2 separate regions of the Mus musculus genome follow, and region 2 is linked to region 1. Evidence: chromatin loops called from intact Hi-C (ENCODE). Cell type or tissue: left cerebral cortex. All regions are shown on one strand. Each heading gives the region's core, and the rest is flanking DNA. Links, peaks and the distances in the headings are about the cores only.

Region 1 (7,416 bases), core at 1,846-5,845:
AAAGGCCAAGCTGGTGTCTTACTAGCAGCTTCACCCTACTTAGCATTCATACTGTGATGGTGTCTGCATGACACTGAGGAGAAACATAATAATCTTTGTTACCCGGCTTGCGACATAGAGTGGTGGAATAGTGAAACAAATTTTGTGTGAGCAACCAATCACGTTTTGATTGGATGTAAGGCCCATACCTGACACTGTTAAAGCGGCCAAGAACCCAAGACTATACGGGGCATGTGCATAAGAGAAAACATATTGCTATCATTCTGCCAAAGAAAGAGCGATAACATGACTCCTGATGACATACTCGCATGCTCACAGATCAGAGCCTCTCTCCACCCTCACCAGAGAAGCCTCTTCTTGCTGTAGGTGGGAATCAACACAGGGACCCACAACTGGGCAGTGTGTAGAGTGAGAGACTTTGAGGCGCTCAGTCCTAAATAGAATGTCTGCATCAGTCCCTTCCCCTACAGTTCAGAGGTTTATGTGGAAGAAGAGGCAGAAAGATAACAAAGGCCAGAGGTAGTTGGTGGCTCTGAGGAAACAGCCTTCCAGACACAGCAGGGTAGATGTACGTAAGAACTCACAGAGATTGTAGCAGCTTGTGTACAGGTTCAAGTCGGATGGCGTCCCAGCACTGAGAGGTAAGTGGACACGGGGTCCCGCCTCAGCCAAGATTCTATATGTAACTGATACCTGCTGGCACATCACCCACGCCTTCACTTTCACTTACAGACTGTGTCTCTTTGTTGTGATTTCTGACATCAGCAACCAAAATCATCTTAGATTCCACGGTATCCTTTCCCCCTCCTGCTCAGAGGCCAGGACTTCTCCATGGCGATATCCCACTGAAACCCAGCCCATTTTTTTTTTTTCAACATGAAAAGCATGGTAAGGGAATTCTATTGACCATTTCATCGAATCATGATTGACCGGGGACAGTTCCGGTGGGAGAGAGATACCTTACCATTAACATCCAAAGCTGCTTTGCATGGGCTTGCCCTGGTGGCTGGTTTGTGCTGGGGTCTGGAGTAGTTAATAACAGGTTCATGGAAAACAGATTCAGTAAAATCCCTTCTCTCCCCTTGTGCCCAGATGCAACTGCAAGCCAATGTTAACAGGCATGTTACACGGAGGCCACAATGGCTCCTGTGCCCCAAAGGGCAGAAGTGTGGGGGTGGGGGCTTCATCCAAGGAGAAGAAATTCCCAGGGTTCCAGGGAAGCAAGGTGTGATGGTTTGTATATGCTTGGGCCAGGGAGTGACACTGTTGGAAGGTGTGGCCTTGTTGGAGTAGGTGTGTCACTGTGGGCATGGGCTTTAAGACCCTCATCCTAGCTACCTGGAAGCCAGTCTTCTGCTAGCAGCCTTCAGATGAGGATGTAGAACTCTCAGCTCCTCCTGCACCATGTCTGCCTGGATGCTGCCAGGCTCCCACCTTGATGATAATGGACTGAACCTCTGAATCTATAAGCTAGCCCCAATTAAATGTTATCCTTATAAGAGTTGCCATGGACATGGTGTCTGTTCAAAGCAGTAAAACCCTAAGACACAAGACTTCTTTTTCTTTTCTTTTTTTCTTTTTTGGTTTTTCGAGACAGGGTTTCTCTGTATAGCCCTGGCTGTTCTGGAACTCACTCTGTAGACCAGGCTGGCCTTGAACTCAGAAATCTGCCTGCCTCTTCCTCCCAAATGCTGGGATTAGAGGCATGCGCCACCACTGCTTGGCCGACATAAGACTTCTTAAATTAAAACAAAAACATTATATGTAGAAATGGGGACATCAGAGGGAGAATCAACCCATTACCTCCATGGTCACTGAACAAAGAAGCTGGTGTCCTGGGCTTCAAGATAAGGGGTGTCCGTGTGCATGCCCACTGTCCTCATCTCAAGGGCACCAGAAGTCTCCCTCTAGGAGGTGCTGGGTGCTGTATCTGGCTTGTATTAGTTGGAGTTCTCTAGAGGAACAGAACAAAGAGAATGGATATATAATACAAAAGAGGTTTGTTAGATCAGCTTATGTGATATTGTCCACATACTGGAGAACCCTCAGTATCCTAGGCAGTCCTCAAAGCCTTGGGAATCCTAGAGCCTCTGGTCTCCAGTCCACATTGGAAGGCCAAAGAAGTTGGATTCTGATGTCAGGCAAGAGTGACAGCAACAGCAACAGCGTGGATTTGCTTAGTAACGTGATGCAGAGGCAGACAGGCAGTACTAATTCCCTCTCAGTCTTCTTTGTATCTGGGCAACCGCTGGAAGGTGTTGCCCACTCTAGGTGAGGGTCTTCTTTCCTCAGTTAATTCTCCCCGGAAATACCTTCACAGAGAGACCCAAAGGTTTGTCTCTTAGTTGATTCCAGATTCCAACAAGTTGACACTCAAGATTCATCCTTATACCACCATGGGCTCTCGGGAAGCCAAGACCAAGATGATCAACCCACTCTTAGCTCATTATCTGGAGCCAAAGCTGCTCATACCTGCAGGTCCCTTTGGGCCCCCGACTCTCTTGCATACCTCCATGAAGCGCCAAGAGGAAGTAGGAAGGAGATGGAACCAGATCTGCACATTACAATCAAAGAACACTATATACTTGGTAATATATATATATCCCATGGAATATCATACAGGTGGTAAAAATAAATAAAATAAAATAAAATAAAATAAATAAGAAAAAGTAAAGGAAAAGGCCAGAGTCTGTCTACATCTGACATGGAAGGACATGCCAACATCACCATATTCAGAACATTCCCTGTTGTTTGAGGTGCTCACAATAGCCATGTCTTGTCTAATTCTTCCAATTAGAATATTCATATAGTTTGGAATTTCCCAAGCAGATAAGGTTTAAAAACCCAACCAAGATGGCAATTGATGTAGATACAACTAGCTAAGGTGCAAAAAATTAAGAGTGCTCAGCCCTGAGTGGGCGTGTCTGTATCGCATACCTACCACCAAATGCTCTCAGATCCTTGTGGGAGAGGGGAGAGGGAAGACTGTGAGAGTCGGAGGTGTCGGGCGACTATGTGAAACAGTATCTTTTGGACCTGATAGGATTGTTGTGCACCCGAGTTCACAGCCGGGACTGCACGTGCAAGACTTACACAACATCAAGCCAGTCGAAACCCCAGTGTGCTTCATAAAACCCTACCCCTGTGAAGAGCTGTTGGCAACTGGTGGCTTTTGGGGGAGAGTGGGTCGGGTTTCTTTGGAGATTCTGCCTCTTGTAGGTTACCCAAGCCCCGGCAGGTGACTCTGCATTGTGCCCATATTAACAGCGCCACGTGGTTTACGAGTTCAAACCCTATGCATGTTGGTACCTCAATCTGCCGCTTAGCAGAGCCCAGCAGACCCTGGCACACCACAATGTCCCCCCCCACACACACACCAATACTGTGGGGTGAGATCCCACAGATCCTGGTGGCTGTTCTGTGTTGTGCTAAGAGGGCATTTCATTTCTTGGGCGAGAACAACCAGAAAGACCAAATGTGGTCTCTACTGAAAACTGTCCGTGTGAATGGCGGGCTGTATTTCGCAGCCAGCGCAGTGAGACCTTTACGGGGGCTCTTTGGGATTATCGCTGCCCACTGACATTGGGCACAGTGAAAGGAAAAGGAACCAGAGCAAACCAGGAACACGGGAGCAAAGCAGGGAGACAGACATAAAAAACCATGGTGGTCAGACTTGGTATTTCTCCAGAGACACCACACGGGGGCGCTCTAAACCTGGATACTCTACCAACCCCAGACTTCAGTTTGAGGCTTAGAGGCTTAATTTGCTGTGTGTCCTTTAGAGACAGGGTCCTAATAACCAAGTACAAAGCGGCGACATAGAAAAGATGAACAAAAACTCATCGATTCAGGGACTCAGATGGTCACTGGCTGTGGCTCAGTGCGATCTGAAGGCACTATTTGGGGGTATTTTGTAGATCTGTGGGGTCTACTAGGCAAAGATAGATGATGGTTTCTATTTCTATCTAGATTGAGCTGAGCTGGTGACAATGGTGGCATCTCACTTGTGAGCTTGCTTTTGTGGGGACAACTGGGATGACAGGGCATGAGTTGACCTTGCTTTGAGGGCTGTTTGGTGACAACAGGTCATTTCTTTCTTTCTTTCCACCAATTATTGTTCTTACAGCTTTTCCCCCATGGGTTCTGGGTAACCATATCCAGGTTCCCAGGCTTGTGAGAGAACCGCTTTACTAGTTAAACCACCTCCCCCATCCCTGGGGCGGAACGTCTTATTTATGCCATTCATTGGGCTTTACCAAAGACACAACCCAGCTCCCTCTTGGGTTGGTTGCCATATTGAATCAATGGTCAATTTCCAGATTTCTATATATTCTCCAAAATTCTTCCTCAATGATATACATAAGCACCTTCAAAGAACAAGGAGAATGAGTCCTGGCAGGAAAGCACACATCCACTGTTTGAGGTGTGCACACATGTGTGTAAGAATACCCTTGGAGAGCACACCCTAACACCTGCCCTGACCAGGCCGCATGTGCTTCTGGGAAAATCACAGTAACTCGAGTTGTCCCCCACCCAGTGACACCTGCTTAACTGTTTTCAGATTTTTAAATCCAGGTGACATGTTGGGAAATCTGGAGTTTCTGTGAGGCAAGCAAGATATTCCCTGTCCCTGCTTGGTGTCTATGGACACACTGTAAAATTCTTCACCGCTGCCTGAGAAAATGACCCCAGGGAGCTCCTGGTGATTCGACCAGGGATGCTGGGCAGAGGGTTCCCGGCAAGAATGCAGAGAGCCTCTTTTACCCCTGCCCTCCTTTGCCTCTTGCTTGTGCGAGCTGTTGGCATCCCCCACTGCCACGGGAGCCCAGCCTCTTCAGCTTTCCAGCAGGACTGAAGGCTAGCAGCTCTCTGGGAATCCTCCAGGCCTTCAGTAAGATTGTGACTGGTAAGTCGGCTCGCCTCCCGGTTGTCAGTTACAGTTAGATTGTCCTCCCTGTATCCCGTAAGCCAATCTAATAAATTTAGTATATACTCTGTCTGTTGGTCCTGTCTCTCACCATGATGAGTAAACAAAGAATATTTTGTTATCAGAGACTCAGGACATCCTAGGACATCGTGGTTGGACTCTGGACACATGGTCCAGAGTGTCTTTAATGATGTCATAGGAACTCAAATCAAACCTACTTTTTTTTTTCTAGGTCGTACTAAGGCTTGGGTTAAGCAGAAGGAGAAAAAAGGAAATGGGCATAAATTTCAGAGAGCCTCTGAAGCCCATATCGATTCAGAGCCTGGGACTCAAACGAGTGGATCAATGTGTTCTTGTTGTCAAAGGTGCCAAGTCCTATTTTCTGCCCTGCTGAGATCCACAGGACGAGCGGTCTGACTAAGTGAGCCCGTGCAGCTCTAATGGCTCTCTGATGAGCTCTCACGCTGTGGTCTGACTTGCAAAAAAAAAAAAATTACCAATATTTTTAGGCCCTGAAGGAAAAGTCCAGCTGCCCTGGCTCTTTAATGATGGTGTAATAAAATTTTTCTGACAGTCACAGCAGACTTTATTAGGGGAAAATTTAAGTGGTGACTGCCCTGAGAGGCATTTTCTACTCAAAATTGCTTAGCGTCCTTCTGTTCCTTCCCGCAGCCATAACTGGCATTCCACACAGGAAAGGAAGAATTTGTTCCAGTCACCTCTGGTTGGCTTGTGAGGACCAACAGTTGAACATGGAAATGACGTCAGCTGACTGCGCTGGATGAGCAATAAGCAAGACTTAGTTATTCAGGCTGAAAGGAGAGTGTGAAACGAAGATGATGCAGTGGTTTGCGCACCTCATTCCTTTCCTTAAATGTTCATTAAATGAGGTTACAAAAGCATCCTTATCTGGTTATTGAAAAGGTTATTTCAGAAACTAGGATCATGCTTCAACTCTGATACCAGAGGGGCCTTTGAAGAGGATTAGAGAACTCAAGGTGAGGGGGGAGAGTTTCAAGACAGACATTCTGTGAATGGGGCCCTTGAGCAGGTGCTAGACCCCTTCTGAGAACTGCATGGGGCTGGCCTGTTTGCAGAGCACTCATGAGCTCTGTGAACACCTCAGGGGGAGGGGGTGAACAGAGAAGGAGCCGCTCTTTTTCCTTTGCAAATGTAACAAAATATCCCCAACAAAATATCCCCATTCTTTAGAGTTTTTAGATTTATTTTTGTTTCCAATTATGAGAGAGAGAGAGAGAGAGAGAGAGAGAGAGAGAGAGAGAGAGAGAGCATCAGATCCCCTAGAGCTGGGGTTACAGGCAGCTGCAAGCCCACCAGTGTGGGTGCCAGGAACGGAAGGCTGGGAAGTGTTCGTTTTTAGTGACTGAACCGCCTCTCTAGCTTCCATGTTCTTAACACACATAAAGTAATAATTCTTTAGTATCAAGCACACACAGGGGCAGAGCTTAACACTCTCAGAAATGCCGCCTTCCCCTGTTGGCTTGCTTGAGTCTAGATCCCAACAATTTCCTGTTTCTTAGTCTATGCCATATGTTTCTTTAGAAATATTTTTTTCCATTTCCCCTTTCATTATACAGGGCTACTCAAGGCCATTTCATGAGTGTGTAGTACATTTTGAGCATAATCACTGTACCCCATTGCCCCCCACACCACCTCTGCCCATCACCCACTCTGCTGTTCCTCAGCTTCACATGCCACAGGCACACATACAATTTTATGAATCTGTGATGTCTTGGGTCCACAATGCTTTTGTGCTTTCGCCTTTTTCTCCTCTTTCTCCTCCTCCTCCTCTTCTTCGACTTCTCCTCCTCCTTCTCTTCCTCCTCCTCCTCTTCTTCCTCTTATTCTTCCTCTTCCTCTCCTCCTCCTCCTTTCTTCCTCTTCCTTATTTCTTGCTTTCTCTTCTTCTTCCTCTTCTTCTCTTCCACCTCCTTCCTTCCTTTCTTTCTTTCTTCTTTCTTTCTTTCTTTCTTCCTTCCTTCCTTTCTCTCTCTCTCTTCTTCCCCTCCTTCTTTCTTCCTCTTCTTTCTTGCTTTCTCTTCCTCTTCTCCTTCTCCTCCTCCTTCTCCCTTTTCCTCCTCCTCCTCCTCCTTCTTTTCGGCAAGGTCTAATCTCAAATTCAAGCCCCTCTTGCCTGTTTCTCTCCAGTGCTGCGATTACAGGTATGTGTCACCACGCCTGCACCAGCTTAAAAAAAAAAAAAAAAAAAAAAAAGCAGTAGCAGCAACCATCTGGTTTGGCAGTTCTGGGCCAGAGCTGTCAGAGCTGTCAACCAGAGGACACAGCATTTACTCCAAGCATACACTTCCATGACGGTACCAGTTGGTTCTCCCACAGGGTTTCCCAGTGACTCATGAGCATCTGTAGACGTGGGATGTTTCTTTCTGCCCTTCTGTTTCCTGTGAATCCTTTACAGTGTGCCTGTCAAGGTGGCCACAGTGAGGGGAGACAAGGATAAGTCATTGCAT
Region 2 (7,416 bases), core at 1,639-5,638, 140 kb after region 1:
CGAAGCCCTCCTCTGTAGTGAGCCCACCAGTCTCTTGACAGGAGCTTATCACTCTTCAGCACCATCCTAGAAGGCACGGCTGATGCAAGGTCTGGGATGAAGTGGCTGCGCATCCTGATGGCCTAGAGGGAAGCTTGAGGTTGTGTTGTGCCTCAGGGGGACAGCAAGCTTTGTACAGAGGGTGGGGACCCTGTTCCAGGCACCCTGTTTCTGTGCCTTCGCCTGCCTGACTGTGTAGTTCTCTGGGAGCCGGTTCGTGTGGTTTTAGGTAAGGAGCCTGGTAGTCAGTGCAACCAGCCCAGCAAGTGCCTGGTCTCCTGGAGAGGAGCAAGAGTTCTCCCATCAGGACCCTGCCCAGCAGGGACTTGCAGGGGCTTACTTATCTTGCCTACAGGTGACCTGTAACCAGAGTTCCCAGGCTGGCGGGCAGGAAGGAGAAAGCATGTTCCTGGTTTCTTGTATGGCAACATTGTTTCCAATTCCTCTGCCTGACACCCACTCTTTCTGCTAAATATTTTAAGTGGAGGTAGCAACTCAAAAGAGATGTTCTATTCCTCCTCTGTAATTTCCTTCTTACTTTGTGTTCTGTTTTCTCCTCTCTCCTCCCAAACGTATACAGGCAACCTTAATTCTGAAAGAAATAAGCATGAGGCTTGTAAATTATCTAAAGCTCACACTTTCCCTCTTCCTCCTCTCTGAGCCACCGGCTGAGTGTCGGGGGTGGGGTGTTCTAGGGAGGGACAGAACTGACAGACTGCATATGCGTGGAGCTTGGCTTACACTGTGTGGGCTGCGCAGCACAGCAGCATCGCTATCCACGTTTTAGAGAGACTGAGACCAGTGGCCACTCAGTTGGCAAGGCCAGCGCCTCAGAACTCCCAGTATGGTGCTGGAGACACTACTGATCTTCAGTCCTTCTTGTAAGGATGTAGAAGCTGAGTCACAATATCACTGAAGGACAGCGGTGGCTGCAGCTGCAGCAACCTGGTGCTCACTAGCAGGATAGATGTGGGCAGGGAAAGACAGATCATTTTCTTCTGAGGCCATCTTTCTATCTTCTCCCTGTTCATCCTTCCTGGAAATGCCCACACAGATCAGCACAGAGTCTGTCTCACTTAATTCCAGACCCAGTTAAACTGACAAGGAAGATCAGCCGTCACTCCTACCCAATGCTAACCACTGTTCAGCCCACTTCAAGAACCTCCAGAGTATAAAGGGTAGGAGAAGGTGGGAGGGCTGACTTGTCCTCTCAGGATGTGGCAGGTAGGTGTATGTGGGTGGACAGATTACAGGACTTGAGGAAGAATGGAGCCAGAACCCAGCGGATGGTTTTGAAGCCCTGAATTGGTTACTTTGACATAGCTATGAGGAATCAAAGAGCGAATTAACGAAGGAAAGGCCTATTTGGGTTCAGTGCTTCACCACAGGGAGGGTCACAGCAAGCAGCCCACGGCACCACATCCAGGAAGCAGAGAGCAAGACAGGAAATGGCTAGGTATAACCAGTTCCAGGTGACCTCCTTCCTTCTGCTCAGTCAGCTCCCATAACCATCCTCACGGGAGTGGAGGTATTCTGAAGAGAGGCATTGCGTCCCACACTTTGGCCATCAGACTATTAAAGTAATAGTCTCCAAGAAATTTGAATTTCCTAGGAGTATCTTCTTGGGGGAAGGGCAAGGATGCAGCCTGGCGCCAGTGAGAGGGACAACTTGTCTCCCAGGAAGAGATGTCACACAGCTCTGACAACCTGTCAGATCGCTGTGCAGGGCAGGAGCTGAGAGCAAGGTCAGCGATGGGCGGAACCACACTTGACCAGCATGGCTTAGCTATGCACACACGCCCTCAATTCAATCCAAACCTCCTGTCAGGACTCTGATGATGAACTTGGGGGTCACTGCACCCCTTTGTTCCTCTTCCCAACATTGCTTGTCTCTTGTCTGTTTAATTGGCCTAGGGAGGACAGGGGTGCAGTCTAGCTTTTTATGGCTCCCAGGGCCCGGGTTATAAACATAACAGCTCTGGTCATACCATCTCTTGTTTCCAGAACTTCTCTCTCAATTTGGACCAACTACTCAAATCAGGAGGCTAGGGTGGGCTTTTTCCTATTCAAACAGTGATATCCTCTTAGCTCTCGTCAGAGCTAAACTGGATCTGAATCCGTGACAGCTCACTAGTCTCAAGATGTCAAGAGACTCCTGACTCCAGACTTAATCTAACACCTTCTAGCCTTCCCAATCTGGCAATTGTTGCAGGATGCCTGGGGTAAAATAAAAAAACCTGAGTAGTGTGTAATCAATTCAAGGCCAATAGTGACTTCTCCACTCAAGGAAGAATCAGACTTTTCTTGTGGAGAAAGTGAAAATAAAACATTTTGAGGGTTGCTGGGATGATGGGATTCCTTAATACCCCCAACTATGGAACACTCCTCACTACCAGAACACACTTACTTCAATATATTTGTGTATGTGTCCGTGGATGGGTGTGCATGGGTATGTAGGTTCATGTGGACCTCGGAGACCAGCCACAGGTGTCATTCCTTGGGTACTGTCTATCTTTGAAGCAGAGTCCCTCACTGGGACCTGGGCTTGCCTGTCTTCATCTTCTCAGAACTGCTATCACGGGTGTAAGTCAGTGGTCCCATGGGTCTGGTGGTGATCCTAGTAGTCCTACAGCAGACATGTTACTGATGAGGCCAACCCCTGGCCCTGCTCTATTAATTCCCTTAGTGAAGAAAACATATGTGTTGGCGTGACTCTCTGACCATTGCTTAGTGAGGGAGCGGGTGCAATTTTGCAGCAAGGACTGCAGTTTTGTCTAAATGCACAGACTCTTCACTCAGTTTACAGATGCCTGATGGGTAACTATGATGGTTAATCTTGACTGGATTGAAATGATCCCCTGGGAGCGACTGTTAGAGTGCTTCCTGAGATAATTAACCAAAGTAGAGAGGATCTGTGAATGTGGACGGACTTTGAATGTGGGCGGGACCATCCCCTAGGCTGGGAGCACAGTGGAACTAGAGAGGGAGGCAATGATTCAGGGACACTATGTCTCTTGGCCAGTCAGTGCTGTGTGTCACCACCACGATATCCGGTCTTGGCTCATGTTCATTGCAAAGAATCCTGCTAACCATGGATGGGAGCCACAACTCAAGGCAAACCTTTCTACTTGATAAGTTGTTTCTCTATGGTGTTTGTCACAGCAACAGACGTCTGCTGAGTACAGGGGGGCAGAAGCCTGACAACTCTGCCTTCTTTCCTTTGCTCTCCATTCCTACTTTACAGGTGCTCAGCTCTGCACATAGACATGTTCGTCGTTAAGAAATGTTCACTTTCTAAAATTACCAAGTCTCTCTTCTCTTCACTTAAGAACAAAGACAGCAAAACAAGAAGAACTAAAATACTGTGGGAATTTGTAGGGACCTTACAATCCACTGGTCTGTAGTGGGTTGGCCTGATGCTGCTTGTCTTCTAATGTGAAGTTTATTTGGGCTTCCAAAACTGGTTGCCCTAGCGACAAGGAGAGAGTCCGCACACAAGTGACCCTGCCTCCAAGTTATTTCTGATTGGTAAAGATGCCAACAGCCAATAGCTGGGCAGAGGGACATAGGTAGGGTTTAGGTTTTGAGGGCTTGGGTTGGAGAAGGACCATGAGAGAAGAAGAACATGCAGGAGAGAAGGGAAAGAGAGAGCCGCCATAGGTTAACTAAGCCATAAAAATGTGTCCATGAGGGCTGGCCAACTGGAGCTAAGAGCAGCCCAGGTGAAACATAGTAAGTAATGACTTGGGGTTATCAATAGGAAAGTAGATTCTAACAGCATGGAAGGTAGGCAGCTGCCCAGGTACTGTGCTGTTTAAGGTTTATTAAAAACATAAAGGCTGTGTGTGTTCCCTCCTCCCCCCAGGAACTCAATAACCAAAGGGGGTTGGGTAGAAACCCTGGGCTAGGAATTATTTAATACAACAGTGGTCTTCAGCTCTTAACCTTTGCAACATGCTTTCTAACCACCAGGGGTCTCCAGTCACTACCCTAAACCTAAAGGACAGTCCCACTGACCTTACAGATACCATCTTGCCTTTCTGATTGCTTGTTTCTCTGGACCACTCCTTCCTGCAAACACCTCGTATTTCAAGAGGAACGGGGCGAGAAAGCATCTTGTGACAGGAACTGAAACTCCTGCAGGCGACAGCAGCTCCATCCTGACAGATGAGGCTCCCACATTCACTCTGAGTGTTCGAATGGGATTTGTTGCCCAATAGGCTCAATTGTTTGAACACTTGCTTCCCAGATGGTGGCGCTGTTTTGATAGGTTGTGGAACCTTGAAGAGGAAGTCTGTCACTGGAAACAGACCTGGAGGTTTTATAGCCTCTCCCTCCTCGATATTTTCTCTCTGGCATCTCTCCAGCCCCTCTTTTAAATTAAATAGTTAGTTAATTAATTTGAGTTAACAAATTCATTAATTTTTAGAATTTTAATCTATTTTGTTCCACTATTTGAGTATCTTCGTGTAGAGGGTGAGAAGGCATAAGACTGGGGACCAATGCTTGCCTGCTAGTCCTTTGTGACTGTTCTTGAACAAGCCCTTGAATTTCACCTGTTTCTTCTGAATATGAGGCTTGCAGCCTTCCCTGGCTGGGATTTCATTCTCACTATAGCCCTAGGAGAGACGGTATTGGCAAAGCATTGGGATCCTGGCCTGACTTTGCCTCAACCCCAAAATTATACCAGGGACTCTGCTGATGGTGTGAAATCTTGCTTAGATATAATGTCTGGGAGCTTAAAGTGTGTCTTAGTTAGGGTTTCCATTGCTGTGAAGAGGCACCATGACCTTAGCAACTCTTATAAAGGAAAACATTTAATTTGGGCTGACTGACAATGTCAGAGACTTAGTCCATTATCACCATGGCAGGAAACATGGCAGTGCGCAGGCAGACATGGAGCTGGAGGAGCTGAAAGTTCTACATCTTGATCCACAGGCAGCAGAAGGAGACTATGTACAGCAGTGGGCATAGCTTGAGCATATATGACCTGAAAGCCAGCCTCCAGTGACACACTTCCTCCAACAAGGCCACACCTCCTCCAATAAGGCTATATCTCTGAATAGTGCCACTCCCTATGGTTAAATATTCAAACACATGAGTCCACAGGGCCAAATCTTTTCAAACCACCACAAAGTGAAAAACCAAAGATAGCAGACCATCAGTACAGATATCCCCAAGAGGTCTTCCAGTTACAGGTGCTTAGGGATCTTCAAGAGACACGGCAGGGAACACAAGGGTGAGATTTGGCACTCTGGGATGCGCAGAAAGCTAAGCACACATTGCTCTTGACCCTCACATCTGCCCGGAGATCCCTATTCCCTTTCCATTTCCATGTGTTCTGTTTTGTGTGCATGGCTGCATCTCCTCCCTTCCTCATAGTGAAGTATGGCAAAGGAAAGGGCTCCAGGAAGTTAAAGTTTTCTAGTAAACAAGTTTGCAGGTAGATGCTGTGCAGGGAAGGGAATTACCAGACATCCAGGGTCACTTTTTTTTTTAATTGCAGTTATGTGTATATGAGCACATGCCATGAAGTTTGTGTGGAAATCAGAGGACAGCGTGTAGGATTTAGTCCTCACCTTACACTGGATGGATCCCAGGGATGGAACCCAGTCTTTAGATGTTGCAGTAAATGCTTCTGTCGAGTGCTCCACTTTGCCTGCCTGGAGACACTTCCCCCAGTAACATTTCTGGATCCATGCTGCGAGTGCTTCCCGGTACCAAAATAGGACACAATAGTTTTTGCTACTGAGATTTCTTTTCTGTTTCCCTTGATGTGGTTTTAGAGCTACAAGTGTGTTTCTCAGTCCCAGAGGCAAAGTCCAGCTACCTAGGAAGATTTTAAGCAGAGTCGGGCAAGCCTTCTTCTTAGGAGCTCAGATTCCGCAGGTGTGGAGTGGGACCCTAACATTAGGAGTTGTTTAAAAGCTCCTGCTGTGGTCTGTTGTGTGTCTGTCTCTGAGAAGCACTCAGCCTGGGAGTGGATCTGTCCTGAGTGCTCACGGAGCACCCACCCCAGCCTTCCTAAGACAAGAGAGAACTGCTCTACTGTACAATCCACTGTGAGAATTCTTCTCTACCCTCACATTTGCCTCTTGTTACCTCTATGCTCTGTAACCTCATCATGGCACAATCTTGACCATCCTCCTACATGTGAGCCTGCTGTTTATGATCCCCATCCTTACAGGAACCTTTCTGGGTTCCCTTTGTGTGTAAGAGTTTACCCGGGGAGACAGAGCATGCATGTCTACTTAACTCAAAAAGGGAACCCAAGGCAGAGTAATGATTGCATCAAAGTCCAACTTGGTGAAGTGATGATTGTTATGGGGATTTGCTAACAGGAGCATGGGCAAGGCACTGTTTACAAAATTGGGTGCATCATGGAAAATCTCATGGGTATAGCCCACAATAGCTGTACCCCAAGCTCTCTACACAACCTGCAGACACCTTGATAGGTCCAAGGATTTCCTCTTGGCATAAAGGCTGGTCATAGCATCTCCTTCCTAGCGAAGGAAAATGAGATTTTATAATGTGTGATCCATGTAAAAGAGTTGTCTATGAGCCCGGATGCCAGGGCAGGGATCTTGACTGTAAAGATGAAAAAGAATGCAAGGACGCAGGCAAGGCTATCTTGTCTGAGTTGACACCATCTGGCCAGAACCTCCCCTCTGTCTATTGCCCCTTGGTGCTGGGTAAAGTCATACGTCAACTGGTTGCTATGTGAACAAAGATAAGCCCCCGGCCCACAGGAACAAAGTCCTGATGCCCTTTGGCTGACATGTAATCTTACTGTTAATGTTTGAATGAGCCAATCCCATACCTTTGTTGAAATTCCTCTCACCCCTATCCCCTTTTCTTCCATAAAAACCCCTAGCTCTGGAGACTCGGGGTCAACTCCCCTGCCTCCTGTGTGAGGTACGTGTAGGCCCAGAGCTCTGCCAATAAAGCCTTGTGTGTATTGCAACAAGAAGGATTCTTGCGTGTTCATGGGTGCACCCTATCCCTGGACTAGAGTGTGGGTCCCCATATTGGGGGTCCTACACTAGCACCTGCTTACCGATTTATAACCCTGGGACCATCCTTGTGAACTTTGCAGGTTTTGGCTTCTTATGAGGGTTGTTTACTTCTTGAGTCTCCTGAGCCCCATCCTCTCTCCTACAGGGAAGTTCTGTGCAGCAGTCCCACACCAATGCAAAACTCTACAGATTTCTCTGAAATGTCATCAATAATATTTAAGAGTCTGTGCTTCATGTTAGTCATGACATGATTTATATTTCTAAAAGGACACATACGGCACATGGGTAATCATGGATCCACATACTATGACAACATCTGCAAAACAAAATTGAGATATTTAGCCCCATGGGGTGTTTCTCA

What was found. Peaks named below come from ENCODE experiments on the same cell type or tissue, not always from the same donor. Only the 100,000 strongest peaks of a DNase experiment are listed, where the experiment ranks them.
Region 2: it touches region 1 in a loop (3-fold over the local background); 17 of 42 quality-filtered maps call a loop at or near these places.

Annotation. Positions count from the first base shown.
Region 1 is chr8:125,952,150-125,959,565 of GRCm38, forward strand. Gm31069 (a long non-coding RNA gene) reads left to right here and starts at 4,802. Exons shown (of 2, transcript XR_388208.3): 1 at 4,802-4,906; 2 at 5,600-5,829. In left cerebral cortex, for the core only: a CTCF peak has its summit at 3,706 (motif pointing right); DNase peaks (open chromatin) are centred at 3,724 and 5,770.
Region 2 is chr8:126,096,066-126,103,481 of GRCm38, forward strand. The region is part of intron 1 of Gm46072 (a long non-coding RNA gene); the gene reads left to right. Among named protein-coding and RNA genes, the nearest start is that of Gm46072, 27 kb to the left of the region's middle. In left cerebral cortex, for the core only: a CTCF peak has its summit at 4,016 (motif pointing right); no DNase peak of the experiment used is centred there.